Regions from separate parts of the Homo sapiens genome. Here region 1 is linked to region 2. A link is a loop called in an ENCODE intact Hi-C map of the cell type or tissue named here. Cell type or tissue: Caco-2. All regions are shown on one strand. Links, peaks and the distances in the headings refer to the core of each region. The heading gives the core; the rest is flanking DNA.

What was found. A loop is a pair of places that touch in the nucleus more often than their neighbours do. Peaks named below come from ENCODE experiments on the same cell type or tissue, not always from the same donor. Only the 100,000 strongest peaks of a DNase experiment are listed, where the experiment ranks them.
Region 1: it touches region 2 in a loop (2.7-fold over the local background); 2 of 110 quality-filtered maps call a loop at or near these places.

What each region holds. Positions count from the first base shown.
Region 1 is chr1:64,977,865-64,989,276 of GRCh38, reverse strand. It overlaps LINC01359 (long intergenic non-protein coding RNA 1359), which reads left to right. Exons shown (of 7, transcript NR_119383.1): 5 at 1,604-2,014; 6 at 9,409-9,466; 7 at 9,545-9,700. It also overlaps a transcript of JAK1 not described here and the pseudogene SLC2A3P2. Among named protein-coding and RNA genes, the nearest start is that of JAK1, 17 kb to the right of the region's middle. In Caco-2, for the core only: no CTCF peak of the experiment used is centred there; a DNase peak (open chromatin) is centred at 5,946.
Region 2 is chr1:65,037,631-65,049,042 of GRCh38, reverse strand. It overlaps a transcript of JAK1 not described here. Among named protein-coding and RNA genes, the nearest start is that of MIR3671, 15 kb to the left of the region's middle. In Caco-2, for the core only: no CTCF peak of the experiment used is centred there; no DNase peak of the experiment used is centred there.

The sequences.
Region 1 (11,412 bases), core at 3,923-8,922, 60 kb after region 2:
CTTGGCTCACTGCAGCCTCTGCCTCCCAGGTTCAAACAATTCTCCTGCCTCAGCCTCCGGAGTAGCTGGGATTACAGGCACGTGCCACCACACCCAGCAAATTTTTGTATTTTTAGTAGAGATGGGGTTTGACCATGTTGGCCAGGCTGGTCTTGAACTCCTGACCTCATGATCCACCCACCTTGGCCTCCCAAAGTGCTGGGATTACAGGCGTGAGCCACCATGCCCAGCCTTATCTCTGTATTTTATATATATATATATATATATATATATACACACACACACACACACACATATACATATATATATACATACATACATATATATACACATACATATATATATACACATACATACATATATATATATTTTTAAATTTTATTTATTTTAGTTAGGGGCTCACTCTTTCACCCAGGCTTCAGTGCAGTGTCAAGATCATAGTTCACTGCAGCCTTGACTTCCCAGGCTCAAATGATCCTCCCACTTCAGCCTCCCCAGTAGTTGGGACTACAGGCATGCACCACCAGGCCTGGCTGATTTTTATTTTTTTATTTTTTATAGAGGCAGGGTCTCACTGTGTTTCCCAGGCTAGTCTGAAACTCCTGGGCTCAAGAGATCCTCTTGTCTTGACCTCCCAAAATGCTGGGATTACAGGCATGAGCCACCACTGCAACTGGCCCATTTTTTATTTTTCTTAATTCAGCATCCACTTGGTGGCTGTAAGCCTCTGACTTTTTTCCAGAGTCTGAAGAAGTTAATTCTGACAGATTCTGCTTGTTTTTTGAGTTTCTATGGGGGGGACAGGAGCTTGGGGCTGCCTACTCTGCCATTTTGCTGACCTAAGTAGAGTTTGAAATCTTAAAATAATTAAATGGTTAAATGAATGAACTTTGGAGACAGATGGTCTGAATTTTAATCCTGCCTGTGCCACCAAAAAGTTTGTAATAAGTGAATTATTTAATCTCTAAACTTCAATTTCTCATCTGTAAAGTAGGAATATGGGAAGGGCTAATTAGGATCATTTATTGTAAAATCAGTAGTGTGCAGTAAATATTTGACAAGCAGCTCTCAGAAGGGATGGGACTGAAAACCCTGATTTTTAGTGTTTGCCAGTTTCCATGGTGTAAATATTCCTGATATGGCCGAATTTAAGATGCCAGTGTAAAATCTTCTAATGCGGCTTGAGAAAACACACACATAATTGACTCTCATGAGCCAGGGAAGGCCAACTCTAGCATATCACTTTCTTAAAAAGTATGAGGTACACAATAAGTGATCAATCAATAAATATTATCATCTTCAATTGCTTTGAACAAAATGAATAAAATAAGAATGGTTTCTGAAAAGTCAAGATACAGCATCTCCCTCTATATTGCCCTATGTTATAAAATACTTTATACTCTAGGTACTTGGAAATGTTATCTCCAGACAGTCCATCTTCTGTGAGAACAACATTTCACATCCCCTTTCTATCTTTAGGTCTTGCATCATTGTTTACAGTGAACACAATCACAGAGAGAATAGTCATTGTCCACAAGTCTGCCTGAAACTGACCACACTTCAAAGGACTTGCTTCTAATTGACTAATCTATTAACTTTTCAGGCTGCAGGAAGACTTAGAGGCATCATCCTGCCTTGGCTTCTGGTTGCCAAGGTGTTCTGCCTGATACCAACTTTGTCAGCAGTCACCAACTAGCCATGCTTTTCCCTTGAAGGCACATGTAGATTGCCTAACCATCCACACCAGGCAAACAATTCTTCAAATGTCATGCCCTTTGCACTTCTGTTCAGATCCAGCCTTAGAGAAGCTTGTGAAGCAATGACTGTTTTAATTGGTCTCCTGGGTACCCAGGCCTAATCCTTTACCAAGTCACTAGTTATCCCATGTTCCTTATCTGTCTGTCTATCCATCTATCCTTCCATCCTCATCCAATACTTACAGAATGCCTATGGCTGCAAATACAAGGATGACTGCTTGGTTCCTGCTGTCCATAAACTCACAGCCTGGGATAAGGTAGGGTAGAGTGAATAGATATGCAAGCAAAATAGAATGGATTGTGATAAGGGAAAGTAGAAAAGTACATGCAAAGTACTCTGGGAAACTAAAGGAGGAATTCTGCCTACCTTGAGGAACTAAGGAAGTTTTCAGGGAGTGCGTGCAGGTAACCGTAGGGTAAGATTGGCTGGGAGCCAAATTGTGCTAGACCTTGTGCACCTGACTGTGGCAATGGCTGCTTCAGCAACAGGGAGCCTTTCTTTCCTTTTGTTATTTCCCTGCATCTTACAACGTTAAGGCCTTGGTCCCTGCTAATAATAAAATAATAATCAACTTTATAAAGAGCTTACAATATGCCAGATACTGTACTAAGTGCTTTATATTTTTTTTTTGGGTGGGGGGTGGCTGTTGGGCAGTGTCTCACTCTGTCACCCAGGCTGGAGGGCAGTGGCACAATCATGGCTCACTGCAGCCTTGACCTCCTGGGCTCAAGCCTCCCACCTCAGCCTCCCAAGTAGCTGGGACTACAGGCATGCAACACCATTTTTTTGTAGAGACGGTCTCTCTCTGTTTCCCAGGCTGGTCTTGAATAACACCTGGGCTCAAGTGATCTTCTTGCCTCAGCCCTCCAAAGTGCTGGGATTACAGACATGAGCCACTGCACCCAGCTTATTATTTAACTTAATCTTCACAACAACTTTAGAAGATAGAAAATAGGAGATGCTGTAATGGTGAGAGTTTTAGAGCATTCCTGAGGACCTGGAGAAAACTTGCTGCCGAGAAGGAAATTTTGAAGGTTTCATTGGTTGAAAAAGGTGTCTCTGGAATCACACTCCTAGATCTTTCTTAAAGACTTGAAAAGAATTAGATTAGGGGCCAGGTACAGTGGCTCACACCTGTAATCCCAGCACTTTGGGAGGCCGAGGTGGGTGAGTCACCTGAAGTCAGGAGTTCGAGACCAGCCTGGCTAACATCTTGAAACCCTATCTCTACTAAAAATACAAAAAATTAACAGGGTGTGGTTGTGCACACCTATAATGCCAGCTATTTGGGAGGCTGAGGCAGGAGAATCGCCTGAACCCGGGAGGCAGAGGTTGCAGTGAGCTGAGATCGCCCCACTGCACTCCAGGCTGAGCAACAAGAGTGAAACTCTGTCCAAAAAAAAAAAAAACAATTAGATTGAGGCCATGGGGGACATAGAAGGTCACCCCATCTCTGATCTTCGCCATCACAATTGCTACAATCGGCTCTTTCCAATTTGGCTACAACACTGGGGTCATCAATGCTCCTGAGATGATCATAAGGGAATTTATCAACACTTTGAAGGACAAGGCAAATACCCCTCCCTCTGAGATGTTGTGCTTGTCCCTTTGGTGCTTGTCTATGGCCATATTCTCCATTGGTTGTATGATTAGCTCCTTTTCTGTTGGACTGTTTGTCAACAGCTTTGACAGGCGTAATTCAATGCTTACTGTCAACCTGTTGGCTGCCACTGGTGGCTGCCTTATGGGACTGTGTAAAGTAGCTGAGTTGGTTGAAATACTGATCCTGGCCTACTTGGTTATTGGCCTCTTCTGCAGACTCTGCACAGGTTTTGTGCCCACGTACATCGGAGACATCTCACCTATTGGCCTGCAAGGTGTCTTTGGCACTCTCAACCAGCTGGGCATTGTTGTTGGAATTCTGGTGGCCCAGATCTTTGATCTGGAATTCATCCTGGGGTCTGAAGACCTATGGCCTGTGCTATTAGGCTTTCCCATCTCTCCTGCTATGCTACAAAGTGCAGCCCTTCCTTTTTGCCCTGAAAGTCCCAGATTCTTGCTCATTAACAGAAAAGAAGAGGAGAATGCTAAGGAGATCCTCCAGTGGTTGTGGGGCACCCAGGATGTATCCCAAGACATCCAGGAGATGAAAGATGAGAGTGCAAGGATGGCACAAGAAAAGCAAGTCACTGTGCTGGAGCTCTTTAGAGTATCCAGCTACCGACAGCCCATCATCATTTCCATCATGCTCCAGCTCTCTCAGCAGCTCTCTGTAATCAATACTGTGTTCTATTACTCAACAGGAATCTTTAAGGGTGCAGGTGTTCAAGAGCCCATCTGTGTCACCATTGGTGTGGGTGTGGTTAATACTATCTTCACTATAGTTTCCCTATTTCTAGTGGAAAGGGCAGTAAGAAGGACTCTACATATGATAGGCCTTGGAGGGATGGCTTTTTGTTCCATCCTCATGTCTGTTTGTTTGTTATTGAAGGATGAGTGTAATGGGATAAGCTTTGTCTGTATTGGGGCTATCTTGGTCTTTGTGGTCTTCTTTGAAATTGGGCCAGACCACATTCCCTGGTTTATTGTGGCTGAACTCTTCAGCCAGGGCCCTGGCCCAGCTGTGATGGCAGTGGCCGGCTGCTCCACCTGGACCTCCAACTTCCTAGTCAGATTGCTTTTCCCTTCTGCTGCTTACTATTTAGGAGCCTACGTTTTTATTATCTTCACCGACTTCCTCATTACCTTCTTGATCTTTACCTTCTTCAAAGTCCCTGAGATGTGTTACAGGACTTTCAAGGATATCACATAGGCCTTTGAGGGGCAGGCACACGATGCAAATAGATCTGGAAGGACTGTGTCATGGAGATGAACAGTATCCAGCCTGCTAAGGAGACCACCACCAATGTCTAAATCATGCCTCCTTCAACCTCCCTCCCAGCAAGGGAAAGCCACCTCCCTGAATGAGGGAGAGACCTCATAAGGATGAACCCAGGGCTGCTTCTGAATGCTGCTACTTGATTCCTTTCTCCCTCAACAAGACTGGAGCTTGTTGAATTTTCAATGGCTTTTAAAATATTTCATTTCTTGGACATTCTCTTCTGCGTAGGAGAGACCAAGTGAACCTACCCTTCATTTCAGGAGGGATTGACCACTTGGGATACGACAACTTTGCCAGCTCTTCTCCCTTGGGTTCTAATATTGCCCTCTAGGGGATATAGGGGAGGAAAAGTAAGGTGCAGTTCCCCCAACCGCAGACTTACCAGGAAGCAGATACACACACACTGTGGGAAGGCAGACAGGGTTTATGTAAGAGCACCTTCCTCACTTCCATACAGCTGTACACAGCAAATTAACTTGAGTTTTATTTATTTTTACCTCCTGGTTTAATTACATAAATATTATGTTTTAAGTGTAATTTTGCCAAATAATGAAAACATAAGGAAACTGAGGTTAAAAGGAGGTGTTTAAAAGAGGTTATAGAGTAGAAGATTTGATGCTGGAGCGGTTAAGGTGCAATAAGGAGAATTTAGGGAGAAATGTAGTTAATTATTGGAGGGTAAATGATGTGGTGCCTGAGATCTGCACATTACCTCTTAACAATTTCTGTCCTTCAGGTGGAAACTCTTAAGTTTAATTTCTCAGAAAAGTCATATGCCTATATAATAAAGCTACTGATTTCTTTTGGAACTTTTTTCTTTAAAATTATAGTTTATATGTAGTATTACTTGAAGTCCAGGATTATTAACCAAGATGGGCATTGTAGTTAATGGCAGTTGATGGGTTCTAATTTTGGATGGAGTCCAGGGCAGGGAAAGTTATTTCTAGAAAGCCTGTTCCTTCTCACTGGACCAAACAACTCCTTCCCCTTGTAGTAGACTCATTACTTTTTAAGTAACCCCACCACCCATCTGGTGGTAGAGCCATCCAAATGAGAAACCTAAAATAATTGGTTCTTGGTAGAGGTTCGTCATTTCTCCATTTTGTTCTTTAGGAGATTTTAGGTGTTGATTTTTGTTTTACTTTGACCCATATCTTTAAAGGAATTCCAGAAAGAATGTTTATAGCTGACTTGGAATTTGTAGCCTCAGCTCTGGGAGAAGATTTTTTTCTGAACGATTATTATCTAACGTGTGTTGTTGCTTCAGGGTCACGGCATGCTTGTCTATGTCTGTTACCATGACCACCGTGGTCCTGTGCCGAGTGCCCTTAGGGGGATTGAATCTTTCCAATAGGCCATGTTTGAGATAGTATGAGTCAGTGTGCAGTGTAGCCCATACTTGAGAGTATGAATGTATGTGCACTGTCACTTTGCTCTGGGTGGAAGTAGGTTATTGTTGACTTATTTGCTCTGTGTTTATTCCCACAGCCCCCTTTTTCCTATGTTGCTGGATCTCCCTTTCCCTTCTTGGTGCTTACACATCTCAGACCCTTTAGCTGAATGCTTGCTAAAGTAAAATGCTTGAACAGTATTTTGGTTCTCAGTTCTCACTGTTCCCTCTGGTTGTTGAGGCGTCGAATAAAAATGCACATAGCAGTGGGGTTTAGCTGGAAAAGGTGACCTTCTTCCAACTTCACCTCTACTTCTGGCTCCTCAAACAGCGGGTGGACAGTAAGGCAGGGAAGTTGTTTTCTCATTTCTCACTGACCAGACTGTGAATATTTTCATATGGATTTTCTCTTATTAATGTTACTCTGGTGCTTCTTTGTTTTAAGATAAAAATTCTGAATGTACACATGAAAAAAAAAGACAGAAAATATTATCACTCCCATTTTACAGATTAAAAAACTGAGATTTAAAGTAGTAATGTACTACTCACAGCCACACAACTAGGATGAAGCAGAGCTAAAACTCAGCTCTCATTCACTGCCAAGCCTGTGGTCTTAGAGACATAAGCCAGCAGGACTTGGTGTCATTAAGGGACTGGGGAGAGTGGTTCCATTCCCCCAAATCCTCCCCCAGAGAACTTCCTCGTATTTTATAATGGTCATACCTTCAACCCTTTTACCTCCTACCTGGGCTGATTGCAATAATCTGAAAGGGCCCTGTTTGAGGGGCAATGGTAGTTACTGTGGAGAAGGGCTTCAAAGAATATGGATGGTGGTGCCAATTTACCTCCCGGACTGTGGCTGCTGCTGTGTGATGTTGGGGTAATGGTTAATCTGCTCTTGTGTGAGTCAGCTAATGCCCCTCCCAAATCACATAATGCGTTAACTCAGTTAAAAGACACCTGCCCAACTCATCTGAATGTCAGACCTGAGTGTCAGCTCCCATTTTACACTCTGTAAAAGGAAGGAGGATTTTAACTTAACACTCGAAATCTTCAAAGAATACAGTTGATCTTTTTCAGCCAACAGAAAGACTGCTTCCCTGGTTGTATGTGTGTGTGTGTGCGTGTGTGTGCGTGTGTGTGTGCGTGTGTGTGTGTGTGTGTTATTTAACTTAGTGTTGACATCAACTCTGTAGAATTGTATATGTACAGATAAGTAACTGGAAGCTCGGAAAGGTGAAGCCACTTGTTCAAGTTCATGGAGTCAACTTTCTTTTTACATCTCCAGGACACTAACTGTTGGGATAGTTTGTTTAGTTTGCATCCTAGTGGATAAGTGCTCTTCTTAGTGATGATGAAAATTTGAATATCTCTAAAGGGGCATTATTATCCTGGAGTGTGAGACAGTGAAAAGAACAGGAGCTTTGAAGCTAGGTGTGCCCTGTTAAAACTTCAGTTCCTGCTGTGTAATAGTGTAAACACTGGCAAATCACCTAATCTCACCTCAAAAGGTGATTTTGAGAATGAAAGCAGATGGCTGGGAGGTAAGGGTACTTAAATACATGTTAGTCCTTTCCAGGTCCTCATTGCTGGAATTTGAGTGGACATCTCCAGCCATCTCAAGCAAATTGATTAAATACTCAGTGCATTCTTAGAGATATTTTAATTTATTTTAATTGAAACAAACACCTGCCATGTGGCATTTTTAGGAAAATTTAGGGAAGGTCTTGTGAAACTAGGCAAATCATAAAGCTCCCACAGGTTGAGGCTCAACAGACCAATCAGTGAGGCCCATTTTACCCTGGAGGCACTGGGCCAGGTGCCACGAGCGTTCCAGGGGTGAAGGGAAAAGCCTGCCGTACTGGAACTGCAAAACATCTGGTCAAGGAGATATAGCACCAACAGAAGGAAAGACAAACAGCAATAGAAGGCATTAAAAGACACGTTTCCAAGGAATGATGTAGGCAATAAATACTGTGTGAATTCAGGACAGAGAGAGAGATCACTTAGAAAGGTCCAAAAAACCCTTCCTGACTCATTTCCTGTACTTTCTCTTTCTGTCCCTTCATAGCCCTGTGGGTTTCTCTTAGAGTTACCAGGGCACTTATCTCTGTGTAACAAGGTGGAGACAATATCGCCATTGTTTTACAGCTGGTGCCATATTTCTTCCTGAAAATAGAAGCATCTAGGCTTGGAAAAAATCAGTTGAGAAATTAGGTGTAATAGAATAAATAGGTTGGAAAATGCTTGAGGTAGAAAATTGATGCCCAACAATGATAGACTGGATTAAGAAAATGTGGCACATATACACCATGGAATACTATGCAGCCATAAAAAATGATGAGTTCATGTCCTTTGTAGGGACATGGATGAAGCTGGAAACCATCATTCTCAGCAAACTATCGCAAGGACAAAAAACCAAACACCGCATGTTCTCACTCCATAGGTGGGAACTGAACAATGAGAACTCTCGGACACAGGAAGGGGAACATCACACACCAGGGCCTGTCGTGGGGTAGGGGGAGGAGGGTGGGATAGCATTAGGAGGTATACCTAATGTAAATGACGAGTTAATGGGTGCAGCACACCAACATGGCACATGTATACATATGTGACAAACCGGCACGTTGTGCACATGTACCCTAAAACTTAAAGTATATATATATATAAAAAAAGAGTTTAAAAAAAAAAAAGAAAATTGAGACCAAGGATCCAGCTGTTAGAGGAGGGTCAACTTGCTGTGCATACTGCAGGGAGGTTTTGGAAATTTTGGGGGGCAATCTGCAATGGAGAACGCGAGGGCAAAAGGAGGGAGGGCAGAGGGAAAATGGAGAAAGCAGCCACCAGGGCAGCAGAGCTGTGATTCCTACCTACCTACATCTTCAGGGATGGCTGCCAAACCCAGGGAGCTTTGTGTGAGTGCCTTCATTGTAACATGGTGCAAAACAGAGTAGAATGAGGAGGTGGAAGTGTCCCTCCAGAAGTTACCTCACTCTTGAAAGGGCTTTACACTTCCACAGTCCAGGCACCGTGTTGAGAGTTCAAACCAAGTTTACCCAGATCTTTCAGCAACAAACAGGTCTCATCTGACTTCTGAGTTTTATCTCCAAGTCTTTTCTCTTTCCTTCTTGACCTTTCCCTCCCCTCCAAAGCTTACTTAGTACAGTGTCTGACGTATAGTAGATGCTCTACAAATATCTGTCATGCTGAATCAATATAAATATTGTATTATACATGGTTTCTGCTGTCGTGGTACCTAAAATTGAGGGAAGACAATACACGTGCATTTCAGACACAAAAATAAACCTAATCTTAACAATTCTGGGAAGGATATAAATGCCAATTAAATAGGCCTGACACTTTCCTGCCTCTTTTTCAGTGTCCTTCACGGTTCGGTTCACATTTCACAAGCCCCATGAAGTCTATCTGGATTTTCGGTAATGTTTCCTGTCTCTGAAATCTTATGACATTTATGTCTGTATCAGCCATTTGATGCTTGATTATCTATTTTTCAGATGGATGTCTTGCCTTTTCCTCTACACACTACAGGAAGAGTGGCCACCCCTGCCAAGGGCCTAGTATAGTACCCTATACATGTAGCTGATCAGTTGATTGTTACTGATCATATGTATCCTGCATCATGTTATAAAAAATTAACACAGTGCTTGGCACATACTTGTACTGAGTAAGTATTTGCTGAATTGACTTAAAGTGTTGGATGCCATAGACCTCTGAGAATATATAATTTCTATGTATCACTCTCCTAGCAGAATAAGAGAATATTAGAACTTGGGAAGAAGTCACATCTAATTCTTTTCTATTTTTATTTCATTTTATTTCTTTTTTTTAGAAGTGAGGTCTCACTCTGTCACCCATTCTGGGGTGCAATGGCATGAGCATAGCTCACTACAGCCTCGAACTCCTGGGGTCAAGCAATCCTCCCACCTCAGCTTCCAAGTAGTTGCAGCTATAGCTGCACACCATTGTACATGGCTAATTTTTATTTATTCATTTTTTTTTATAGAGAGGAGGTCTCACTATGTTGCCCAGGCTGGTCTTAAACTCCTCAAGTGATCCTCCTGCCTTGGCCTCCCAAAGTGCTGGGATTACCGGCAGGAGCCACTGTGCCTGGCCAGTTCTTGTTCAGCTACAATTTATTTTCCTATTGCTTTTTGGAATGTAATTTAAACTTTACACTTCAGTTATCCCACTTGTCAAATGCATACATGATTTCGTGGCCAATAACCTGTACGTGGACACAGTAAAGTTAAAACAATAAAGATGCACGGAATTTTGATGCTGATAGGTATCATAAAATAATGTGATCCAAACTAAGGAGATATCTGAGCTCAGAGACAGTAAAAAGACCACCCTAAGTTTTTTTTTTTTTTTAATCTATCAAAGAGCTCATCCAGCATGCAAGTGTCCTGCTTTCTGATCCAGCAGCCTTTCTAGCACCCCGGCCTTGATTGTCAGAATAGCATCTGCTTATAAGGTTTTTAAATTATTAATACAGTATACTAAATCCCAGGAGTAGAATAAGCCTTGTTATTACGGCTAGTAAGTCAGCCCAGAGCAATCTGATATTCCTGTAAAACTGAATGGATTTTGAAGTAAAGCATCCTTGGGCTCACTGGCCTCAGAGGAGGCCATCATCTCATTTACCTATTTAAGAAAAACCCCATAAAAGAGTGTTCTATATGGACATTCATTATGTCTTAAGCTTTATTGATTCTGTTATGTTGCCGTTAATTATAGGAACCACGAAAGCCTTCAATTAGATTAAAGCCATAATAAATAAGATTAGTAACACTTATTCTGCTCTGTATGTTAAGTGTTTTTATAATAAACTAATGTTTATCTTTCTGGACATTACTACATTGACATCCTATACAATAATTAAATCAGATATTTTGAGTTGTTTTAGGCAAAAAGATTTGAGTGTTTTTTTCTTTGTTTGTTTTATTTTTGAGATGTAGTCTTGCTCTGCTGCCCAGGCTGGAGTGCAGTGGTGTGATCTCGGCTCACTGCAACGTGTGCCTCTTGAGTTCAAGCAATTCTCCTGCCTCAGCCTCTTGAGTAGCTGGGACTACAGGCGCGCACCACCACGCCCAGCTAATTTTTGTATTTTTAGTAGAGACGGGGTTTCACCACGTTGGCCAGGATGGTCTCAATCTCTTGACCTCATGATCTGCCTGCCTCAGCCTCCCAAAGTGTTGGGGTTACAGGCGTGAGCCACCACGTCCAGCCAAGTATATTTTAATAACTACTGACATTAACTACCATCGTTAATCCTCATTATAATTCTACAAAGTGGACATTAGTATCATCCTTACTTACCGATGACGATGAAATTAAAGCTTATGGAAATTCAGTATCTTGC
Region 2 (11,412 bases), core at 3,625-8,624:
CAGTGAATGAGGGACTTCCAATTCTAGAAATAGATCCCGTTGCCTTAGGGGTGGATAGTGGACAAGGTACTAACACCAATAAATGCCTCAAAGATTTCATTTGCTTTTGAACTTGCAGAAATGGGAGTGAAGTGATTTCTGATTTTTCCCTTGGGAAAGCAGAAAGAAACCCTTCCTCGTACAGCTGCTCCCATGAGAAAAAGTTCAACAGAAAACATATTAAATGCCCATTTCCCAAGACTCTCAATCAGAGTGGTAAGAAGCAAAGGGACGACGCTACAGAGGTGTCTGGGAAACTCAGGCTGATTAAAGGTAGCCTCCTTGACTTGCAGGCTCTGTGAAGGAAAGCACACCTCATAAATCCTTTTGGACTGTTTTTTGGCTAAACTCTCAGATTTATACGAAGAACTATTTTAAATGAATCAGCGTGTCTTTGTTTGCATCTTCTGAGATTCTGAAGACTGCAGCCAAGGAGCTAGTAAGGCTGAGAAATGGATTGAGCATTTAATCGGTTGAATACTTCCTTATGTTTTCCTCGTGTGTTCTCATAACAAGCGACCTTAGTCCAACTCCTAGTAACACATGATTGTGGAATGTGCCCTCCTGAGAAATACTGCCTTATTTTTTCATCCTGAGCACATTGAAAGTCTCTGAAAATGCAGATGAGCTTGTTTGGACAATGGTAATAATAATATATGCTAGCGATACCTGCTGTGTGTCTGGTATTTTACATGTTACAACTGAGTGTCACAACAGCCCTGGTCAAATGCAGGGAAAATGAAGACCTAGAAAAACTAGGTCACTTACCTGATGTCACTCAGTTCAAGCCCAGGTTTCTGCATTTCTAAATTTTCCACAGATTCTTATCAGCATCCTTGACAAATGAGGCTATGCCAGAACCCCCAAATCATGACATTTTCATTGATTCTTTTCTTCCACCTGCAAACAACATCAGGATCTACTCCTGTTTGGTTTTTTTCTTTGAATATACGTCACCTATTTAATAATTCAGAAGTGGGATGATGCACTTAACTGTAGGTCCGTGGGCTCAGAAGTCCCTGTGGTAGTAATAGCTTAACATTGTTTGAGGACTTTCTATTGAACTGTCCACAACTGATTTTTTTTTTACCTGTATTATCTCAATTCTTTCACAGAAGCCACATCCCCCTCCCTGTCCCTTTTTCTGCCTTATTTGTTCATAGCATTAACACTTGCACACAGTACGTCCACACTAACGTACTTCAGTATACTTACTGTGTTTAACGCTGCCTGACTCCACTAGAATGTAAGCTCTGTGCGATCTGTATGACTTTTTTTTTTTTTTGAGATGAAGTCTCGCTCTGTTGCCCGGGCTGGAGTGCAGTGGCGTGATCTCGGCGCACTGCAAGCTCCGCCTCCCAGGTTCACGCCATTCTCCTGCCTCAGCCTCCCGAGTAGCTGGGACTACACGCACCTGCCACCACGCCCGGCTAATTGTTTTGTATTTTTAGTAGAGACGGGGTTTCACCGTGTTAGCCAGGATGGTCTCGATCTCCTGACCTTGTGATTTGCCCGTCTTGGCCTCCCAAAGTGCTGGGATTACAGGCGTGAGCCATCGCGCCCAGCCTTGTATGACTTTTTAGTTATGAGATAAGTCCCTACCAAGTAGGACCAGGTTCAAATGTTTTTGAATTAATGAACAATCTATATAGGTAAATATCATCCCATTTACAGATATGGAAACTGAGGTTCATGGGATTAAATAATGTGTTTCAAAGGGGAAGTAGTTATTTTTAATTTCAAAATCAGTTTTTAAGTATTCATGGTAACAGTAGCTTCCTTTCCCCCACTGTATGGTTAGAATGAAACAAAAAAAATTTTTTGGAGACAGGGTTTTACCCAGGCTAGAGTTCAATGGCATAATCGTAGGTCACTGTTGACTCCAACTCCTGGGCTCAAGCTATCCTCTTGCCTCAGCCTCCAAGTAACTAGGACTACAGGTATGTGCCAAGATGCCTAGCTATTTTTTTTTTCCTATAGCGATGGGATCTCACTGTGTTGCCTAGGCTGGTCTTGAACTCCAGGCCTCAAGTGATCCTCCCTCAGCCTGTCAAAGTGCTGGGATTACAGGTGTGGGCCATTGTGCCTGACACTGAAATGAAAAAGTTAACCAAAAAAAAAAAAAAAAAAAGAGGTTGGGGCTGGATGCGGTGGCTCACACTGCGGTGGCTCACACCTGTAATCCCAGCACTTTGGGAGACTGAGGCGAGTGGATCACTTGAGGCCAGGAGTTCGACACCAGCCTGACCAACATGGTGAAACTCCATCTCTACTAAAAACACAAAAAACCAGAATTTCAGAGCTGTGAGAGACCTGGGAGCTATTTGAACCAGCCTACCTACCCCCTTCAGCCCCATCCCCAGTGCCAGATTCTGGGACTCAGGTCTCCTTCAACCAAATGGCCTGTTCCACTGATGGACAGCTACACTGTCATTGAATGGCTGCATTGTCAGAAAATTCTTTGTATCAAGCTGAATTTTATCTCCAGGTAACTTCCAAACGTTGGTCTGAGTCCTCCCCTTTAAGAATGACGAAATAAAGGAAAATATAATCTTGGTTTACTTATACTCCTCAGTGGGTGTCTCTTGTCCCAGTCCCTCAGACACTCCTGGCTTGGCATCTTTCCAGCCGTTTTCCATCCTGTGGGCTCCCTTTGGCATGGCCTCCAGCTTGTCCGTGTCTGACTTAAGGGCCTCATCCGGGCCTGCAGGTGGGGTATTGGGAGTGCATCATACCACCCTGTTGTTCATTCATATCCCCCAAGTCTTTCAAAGTAAACTATTGTTGAACTCTAGTGGGAAGAAAGTACTGCACAGGTGGAACCAAGGATTGCTGATGATTATGAAAAATAATAGTGATGTCTGTGGACACTCTGCTCTCCATTTTTCTGTGCACTCCCTGTGCCACACCCAAGACAGTTCTTAAAAGAGTGACCACTTATTGAGTTCTGACTGTGTATAAGATACTGTCCTAGACACTTTACATACACCACCCATTTAACTTTCTAAACAACCATATTCTTAGATATGATTTAGCTCTTGAGAAGACAGATTAGAAGAGATTAACTGATGTGTTTAAGATCACATAGCTTGTAATTGGTGGAGCTTGGATCTGAAGCTATGTTTGTCTGACTCCAAATCCCAAGCTTGATAAGATTTACTTCCAGGAGCTATAAAGAGGATAAGCTTAGCTATTTGAGGCTCCCATTTTCATTCTCTCTCAAAAACTTGCAAGAGAGATATTTTAAAGGAGTGATGACATCTTTTTCCTATCATGTGAAGAGGGGAAAGAGAAAGGAAAGGGCCCATATTATTGTGTTCCTGCTTGTGCCAGCTGTTCTATATCTGTTGATCTCATTTAGTCCTCATGACAGTTCTATGAGGAGGGCACTGTCATCATCACCATTGCACAGATGCAGAAACTGTGGCTCACAGAGGATAAAGCTAGGTCACTCACACAACCCCCTGACTCCAGAGCCACCATGATTTCATGCTTCCCACCATGCTTTCATGCTTCCCACCACACAAATGCCACATCACAGAGAAGGTTTTTGAACTCTAACTGCCACTCTCCCAGAGGGTCTTTAGCTAGACCCTTACCCACTGTGATAGTCTCTCTTCTCCTGTCTGTCACTTCCAATCTTAGTAACTGACCAAATTACCTAAGCAGAAAAGGAGAAAAAAAAACCCTTCACTAAATTAGATAAGCATTCATTCATTCATTAGACTTGCTATATGCTTGGCTTTGGGCCAGAGATCAGCCATGGGAGCAAAGTAAGAAGTCCGCTGCAGTTATTAGAGCTCAGCTTTGATGTGGCCATCATGCCTTCTTCCTCCCCAGCTGTATGACCCAATACAAGAACTCATGGTGAGTGTGACAGGCACTGCCAAGACCCAGTCATTTAGCGGTGCTGACCGAGGACCGTGGACCCACCAGTCTTCAGACTGAGTTGACTTACTTTCTAAAACATAGGTACAGAAATTATTTATTTAGGGACCACTAGATTTGGAATGCTACCAAATCCCATTACTAGTCTATAATCACACAATATTTTTACCTGCATCATTCCATTTGTTCCAACAACCTGGTAATGTAGGCTGGGCAACAGTTCATTGTTATGTTTTACAAACAGAGAATCAAACTCAGAGAAAAGACTTGCCCAGGGCATCACAGTCTCCAAGGGTGACAGCAGGACACAGCCTGCTGGAGCTATGAATCTTGCTGTTGCACTCAGTTGTCCTCTTTTGCTTCACTCCTCTCTTGTACTGCCGCCCAAACTGCGTGTACATCTCTCCCCTTGCCGTTGGCCTGTTGGCTACAAACAGCCACCAGCTCAGCAAAAACAACAAGACCAAATTGGAACTACTCTTTCAGGCTCCACTTCCCAAGCCATCTGGTCACCCTGACTTTCCACCACACAGGTGCAGTGGTTTGCAGATTGTCATCAATCTTCACCTTCACTTAAAAGTCACGTTGACTCTCTACAGCACCAAGCTGCCATAAGCATTCTTTTTCTACAGGCAGGTACGTAGGTATTAATCCTAATGTCACACTAACCCATTTGAAAAACTTGCAACTTCATTTACTTTCTCTAAGGTAGACAATAAGCTCAGAAATTGTCCTGAAAGCCAAGGATTTCCTGTGATGGGCTCACTGAAAAACATCTGACCTAAAGCTCACTCTGCACTTTGCCAAAAAGCAGAAACAACCATCTCCACATCACCAGTTCAGGGTCCCAGCCTGCTGAGCCTCCAAACCCAGCCCCATCCATATCTCTAACCTTTGCCAACCACTAGTCTATCCTTGCTTTCTAAAATTATGTCCTTTCAAAAATGTTACGTAAATAGGGCTGGGCACAGTGGTTTACACCTGTAATCCCAGCATTTTGGGAGGCCGAGGCAGGTGGATTACCTGGGGTCAGGAGTTTGAGACCAGCCTGGCCAACACAGTGTAACCTCATCTCTTAAAAAATACAAAAATTCAGCCAGGTGCGGTGACTCACGTCTGTAATCCCAGCACTTTTGGAGGCCAAGGCGGGTGGATCACTTGAGGTCAGGAGTTCGAGACCAGCCTGGCCAACATGGTGAAACCCTATCTTTATTAAAAATACAAAAATTAGCCAGGTGTGGTGGTGGGCCCCTGTAATCCCAGCTACTTGGGAGGCTGAGGCAGGAGAATTGTTGACTCCAGGAGGCGGAGGTTGCAGTGAGCTGCGATTGTGCCACTGCACTCCAGCCTGGGCAACAGAGGGAGACTCCATCTAAACAAACAAACAAGCAAAAAAAAAAAAAAAAAAAAAAAAATTAGCCAGGTGTGGTGGTGCATGCCTGTAGTCCCAGCTACTCAGGAGGCTGAGGTGGGAGAATCACTTGAGTCTGGGAGGCAGAGGTTGCAGTGAGCCAAGATTATGCCACTCCAGTCCAGCCTGGGCAACAGAGCAAGACTTTGTCTCAAAAACAAAAAACAAAAACAAACTATATATATATATAATCATATGCTATGTAACATTTTGGAATTGGCTTTTTTTCAATGTAGAATAACTCCCTGGAGATTCATCCAAATTGTGGTATAGGTTTTTGTTTTTATTATCTGAAGTCTATACATTTAAAAAAGTTTTTCTATTGAGTTTGTTTTATTATTAATGAAAATCTGTAACCAAGGTTATTGAAAGTAGGTGCCACTTCCTAGCTAGGAGACCTTGTGGATTACTTCATATCTCTGAGACTCCATCTCCTCACCTTTAGAATAGGCATAAAAATTAGGACTTTATATTATATTCCCCTTATTAATGGAGGCTAATTACAAAGATGCAATACCATGTCTTCTTTAGTCACAGAGTAACTCCAAGTCCTCATATTTCTGCGATTGGGATAAACAGCAGGTCTCATGCACTGTTTTGAGTGAAAAACATTAGATTCCATGATCTACTTTTTCTGAGACCACCTGTCATTCATATTGTCCTGCAGAAAGGATCTGATTGGGTTGGTTTGTCATTTCCAACATAGAGAACCTGTAATGGGCCCACACCAAACTCCTTGAAAGGTGTTTTCCTCTCTGTGGTTCTCTTGCAGAAGCACTAGGAGAATCTTTACACTTCTCTCTCTGGCCATCAGTCAGAACAAACTGAAGCCGGAGCTTGCCTTGGAGGTGATGCCCATGCGATAGAGGTGTTCTGGCTGAGGCTGATGACCACCTAGCAGATAGGGACTAAAAGCAGAAAAGCAGAGAGTTGAACTCATCCTCAGTTTAGTTCTCTGTAGACCAAGAACAGAAGTTATTTTATCAAACATAGTAAAAAATGAAAAGTCCCCGTTGAGTCAGTGCTCTCAGAAGAGGACTCTGGATTTGACAGGTACCTAGTACTTACTGGACCCGCATCAAAGACAGCTATTCCATAAGGTTGTTATAAGGAGAAAATTCAGTGGCCAGGACAACCTTCGGCCAACTCTAAAGCCCTATATGAAACACCAGTTATTTCACCAAGTCACCTGATGTAACATGAATTCAGTCTTCTCTATGCTTTTTGTGTATGAGCAACTGTAAAAAGAAATTTCTGGGGTGTGTTTGTGTGTGTGTGTGTGTGTGTGTGTGTGTGTTAAATAAGAGTGCCTGGTTTTTCATAACTAAGACTAAGAAAATGAAAAGTATATACAGTTGTCCTTCAGTATCTGAGGGAGATTGGTTCAGGATTCCCTCAGGTAGCAAAATCTATGGAAGCTGAAGTTCCTGATAATAAACGGGATAATATTTGCATTTACCCCATGCACATCCTCTCGTATACTTTCAATCATCTCTAGACTGCCTCTAATACCTAATACAATGTAAATGCTATGTAAATAGTTGTTATACTGTACTGCTTTAAAATTCGTTATTTTTTATTCTTATAGTGTTTTCTGTTTTGAGGGTTTTTTTGTTTTGTTTTTCTTTTCCAGATTTTTTTGTTTTGTTTTGTTTTGTTTTGAGACAGAGTTTTGCTCTTCTTGCCCAGGCTGGAGTGCAGTGGTGAGATCTCTGCTCACTGCAACCTCCGCCTCCTGGATTCAAGTGATTCTCCTGCCTCAGCCTCCCAAGTAGTAGCTGCGATTATAGGCATCTGCCAACATGCCTGGCTAATTTTTTGTATTTTTGCTAGAGACGGGGTTTTACCATGTTGGCCAGGCTGGTCTAGAACTCCTGAACTCAGGTGATCCACCCACCTTGGCCTCCCAAAGTGCTGGGATTACAGGCGTGAGCCACCGTGCCCAGCCCAGATATTTTTGATCCATGGCTGGTTGAATCTTCAGATGGGAGGACCAACTGTATGTATATATAGTATAAGTATTTGCTTGTGTTTCTGAAAGGAGACAGTAGAGTTCAGTACAGAGCTGGAAACTAGCGCCCCATGGTTCCTGTGAAATGTCTGTGTACAGGAACATACAGAATCAGATGATCGCTTCTGTGTTTGCTATGATAAGGGTTACACAGAGGCCATCAGGTAGGAGACGACACAGAGAGCACAGGTTGGAGCACAGGTGGGTCGCTAGGCATATCCAGGGTCCTGGGCTGATACAGTATCTAAAACAGAAAACATCCAGTGCTTACGGGGTACTGGCTCTTTCCTCAGACTCCACATTTGAGATGCAGAGGAACTAAAACTCCATCTTTGTGTATGTAGCAAGTTTTCCCCTTTCAGCTTTGAAAATGAAAGTTTGTTTTAGGTCAGGTTCAGCCTGGGGAAATGAGAAAATCACCCACTGGGATGAGCCCTTCCCCCTTCAACACTGTAAATAGCTTTTTCCACTTGGCGCGGTCTCCTCGCCACGGTAATAAGGAGCTCTTGCTGGCTGCTCCGACCCGTGCGACAGCCAGGCCTTCAGGAGGTCTGGTGTCCCTGCACTTTGTGGTCTCTGAGCAGTCCAGCTCTGCCTGCCATCAGTTTGGGCACTTGACATTTCAGGAAATCCTGAGCCCAGATTGCAGGCCCTCTTTTTCCGTGATGATACCCACTACATTGAAATGATGGATCTGTGATAGCAACAGGAGCGATGATATACATCTTTGTATATCCCTGCCCTCCCCAGACCCCAAGTCCTATATAAAAACTTCACTTCCTGGGCTTCCTTTACCCCACCCCAATATTTGCCATGTTTTCTTGTGTTTCATGATTTTTCTGTCAGCTCCTCTGAAATGTGAGGTCCTTCAAAGCAGGACTATGTTTTTTTTCGTGGTATCCCTTGCCCCTCGCAAAATGCCTAGGACATAATAGGTGTTCTATAAATGTTTGTTGAATGAATACAGAAAAACCAGAGCGCCACTATGGGTAGGTGAGTGGGATGGGGAAGGCCCTGAAATCCAGAGCACAGGGGGACCTGGGCATGTGTGTGTATGTGAGGGCTGAGTAGGGAGATTGTTGTGGACAGAATAATGGTCCGTAGAATAAAGGTCCACATTCTGATCCCTGGAACCTGAGAACACGTTATGTTAAATGCCAGAGGGAATTCTGGTTGCAGATGGAATGAAGGTTGCTCATCCCGATTGTAAGGTCGAGAGATTACTATGGATTACCCAGGTGGGTCAGGGTAATCACAGGGTTCTTACAAGTGGGAAGCAGGAGAGTCGGAGAAGATGTGATGACAGAAGCACAGGCTGGAGTGAAGTGGCCTCGAGCCACAGAAGGCAGGTGGCCTCTAGACGATAGAAAGGTCAAGGAACAGATTCTTTCCAGAGCCTCCAGAAGGAAAGCATCTGTGCTAGCACCTTGATGTTAGCCCTTTGAGGCCCAATTTCAGACTTCTTTTTTTTTTTTTTGGAGACAGGGTCTTGCTCTAGTTGCCCAGGCTGGAGTGTGGTGGGGCAATCTTGGCTCACTACAACCTCCACCTCCTAATTTCAAGGGATTCTCCTGCCTCAGCCTCCCGAGTAGCTGGGATTATAGGTGCCCACCACCATGTCTGGCTAATTTTTATATTTTTTGTAGAGACAGGGTTTTGCCATGTTGGCCAGGCTGGTCTTGAACTCCTGACCTCAGGTGATCCACCCGCTGCAGCCTCCCAAAGTGCTGGGATTACAGGTGTAAGCCACTGTGCCTCTTCGCATTTCAGACTTTTGACCTTAAAAACAACTTGTGTTGTTTTTAAGACACTAAGTTTGTGGTAGTTTCTTACAGCAGCTATTGGAAACTAATACAGAGGCTAAGCCTAGGGGAATGGGGGGAATCCTCAGGAAGGAACCAAATAGAACACATAACCCTGGAAAAGGCAATGGCTGTGTCGGAGAAGCTCAGTCAGCATCCAAAAATACCTTTCCTGCTGAATCACCCTAGATCAAAAGTCATTGACAGTAAGATCACCACTGGTACGCAGCTCAATGTGTGTTGCCTTTAGTGTCCCCAAATAGTGTGAATACCTCTAATAATTTGAGAGAAGCCATAGTAGAATATAGTGTAAAAGAGTCAGTCAAACCTGGGTTTGAGTTTCTTTCTGCCACCTATTGACTGTAGTAGCTTACAAATGATGTAACCTCTCGAAGCCACAGTTTACTTATCTGTAAACTGAAGATAAATCTGTTTCTTAACTAGAAAGATGGTGGTGAGGACTAAATAACACATATAATGTATTTAACATAATGCCTGCCATATAGGAAACATTGGATAAGCATTATCTATTACTAAAAACATACATACTAGGAACTTTTATAACAAGGTTGTTTGAGTTATCTCTATACTCCACACTGACTCAATCATATCTAGAGTCTGTAGTGAGTTGTGGGAACAAAGAGAGCAACTGGCATGGTCAAAAGGATGTCTAGGTTGGCAGTGGTGGCACACCTGGCCCCCTTGCATTTTCATAGGACTTTTACTGTTCAAAACACTTTCCCATCTATTATCTCAAACTATCAGATGAGGTTAATATGTATGTGTGTGTGTACTGGCTGGGTGTGGCGGCTCAAGCCTGTAATCCCAGCATTTTGGGAGGCTGAGGCAGGAGGATTGCTTGAGGCCAGGAGTTTGAGACCAACCTAGGCAGCATAGCGAGATCCTGTCTCTACACAAACACACACAAACACACACACACACACACACACACAAGACTGGGTGCGGTGGCTCACGCCTGTAATCCCAGCACTTTGGGAGGCCAAGGTGGGCAGATCACTTGAGGCCAGGAGTTTGAGATCAGCGTGGCCAACATGGCAAAACCCGTCTCTACTAAAAGTACAAAAATTAGCTGGGTGTGGTGGTGGGCACCTGTAATCCCAGCTACTCAGGAGGCTGAGGCATGAGAATTGCTTGAACCTGGGAGGCGGAGGTTGCAGTGAGCCAAGATCATGCCAATGCACTCCAGCCTGGGTGACAGAGTGAGACCTTGTCTCAAAACAAACAAACAAAGATGTCTAAAGGAATGGGGAGGTTTGACATAAAAGTTATGTGAAATATTTTCATGACTGGCTACATAATTTGTGGGGCCCAGTGCAAACTGAAAAAGTGGGTCCCCTTCTTCAAAAAAGTATTAAGAATTTCAAAATGGAATGGCTGGGCATGGTGGCTCACGCCTGTAATTCTAGCACTTTGGGAGGCCGAGGCGGGCAGATCACCTGAGGTCGGGAGTTCCAGACCAGCCTGACCAACATGGGGAAGCCCCGTCTCTACTAAAAATGCAAAAATTAGCTGGGCGTGGTGGCACATGCCTGTAATCCCAGCTACTCAGCAAGCTGAGGCAGGAGAATTGCTTGACCCCGGGAGGCAGAGGTTGCAGTGAGCTGAGATCGCGCCATTGTACTCCAGCCTGGGCAACAAGAGCAAAACTCTGTCTCAAAAAAAAAAAAAAAAAGAAAAGAAAAAAGAAAAAGAATTTCAAAATGGCAACATAAGAGCATTAAACCAAGCTTGGGGCCCTTCTGGACACAGTGCCCTGTTGCACAGGTTGTGCACCCGGATGGCCCCAAACATTCCCACGTAAGAAGGGATAGACTTGACCTCAACAGGGAAAACTAGAGCTAAGGGGAAGAAACTACAGACATAATGTGAGGCAGAACTTTGTAACAAGCCAATCATAGGAGCAACTTGGGCACTTAGGTCCCCAAAGTTGTTCAAGCAGAGGGTGGGCAGCCACTTTATAGAGACTTTATTGATTTATTTGTTTTATTTATTATTTTCTTCTTCAGAAACAAGGTCTCACTCTGTTGCCCAGGCTGGAGTACAATGGTGTCATCACAGCTCACTGCAGCCTTGACCTCCTGGCAAGAGGAGCGATCCTCTTGCCTCAGCCTCCCGAGTAGCTAAGACTATAGGCACATGCCACCACTCCTGGCTAAATTTTTAAATTCTTTCTAGAGATGGGGTCTTTCTATGTTGTGCAGGCTGGTCTCCAGCTCCTGGGCTCAAGCGATCTTCCTACC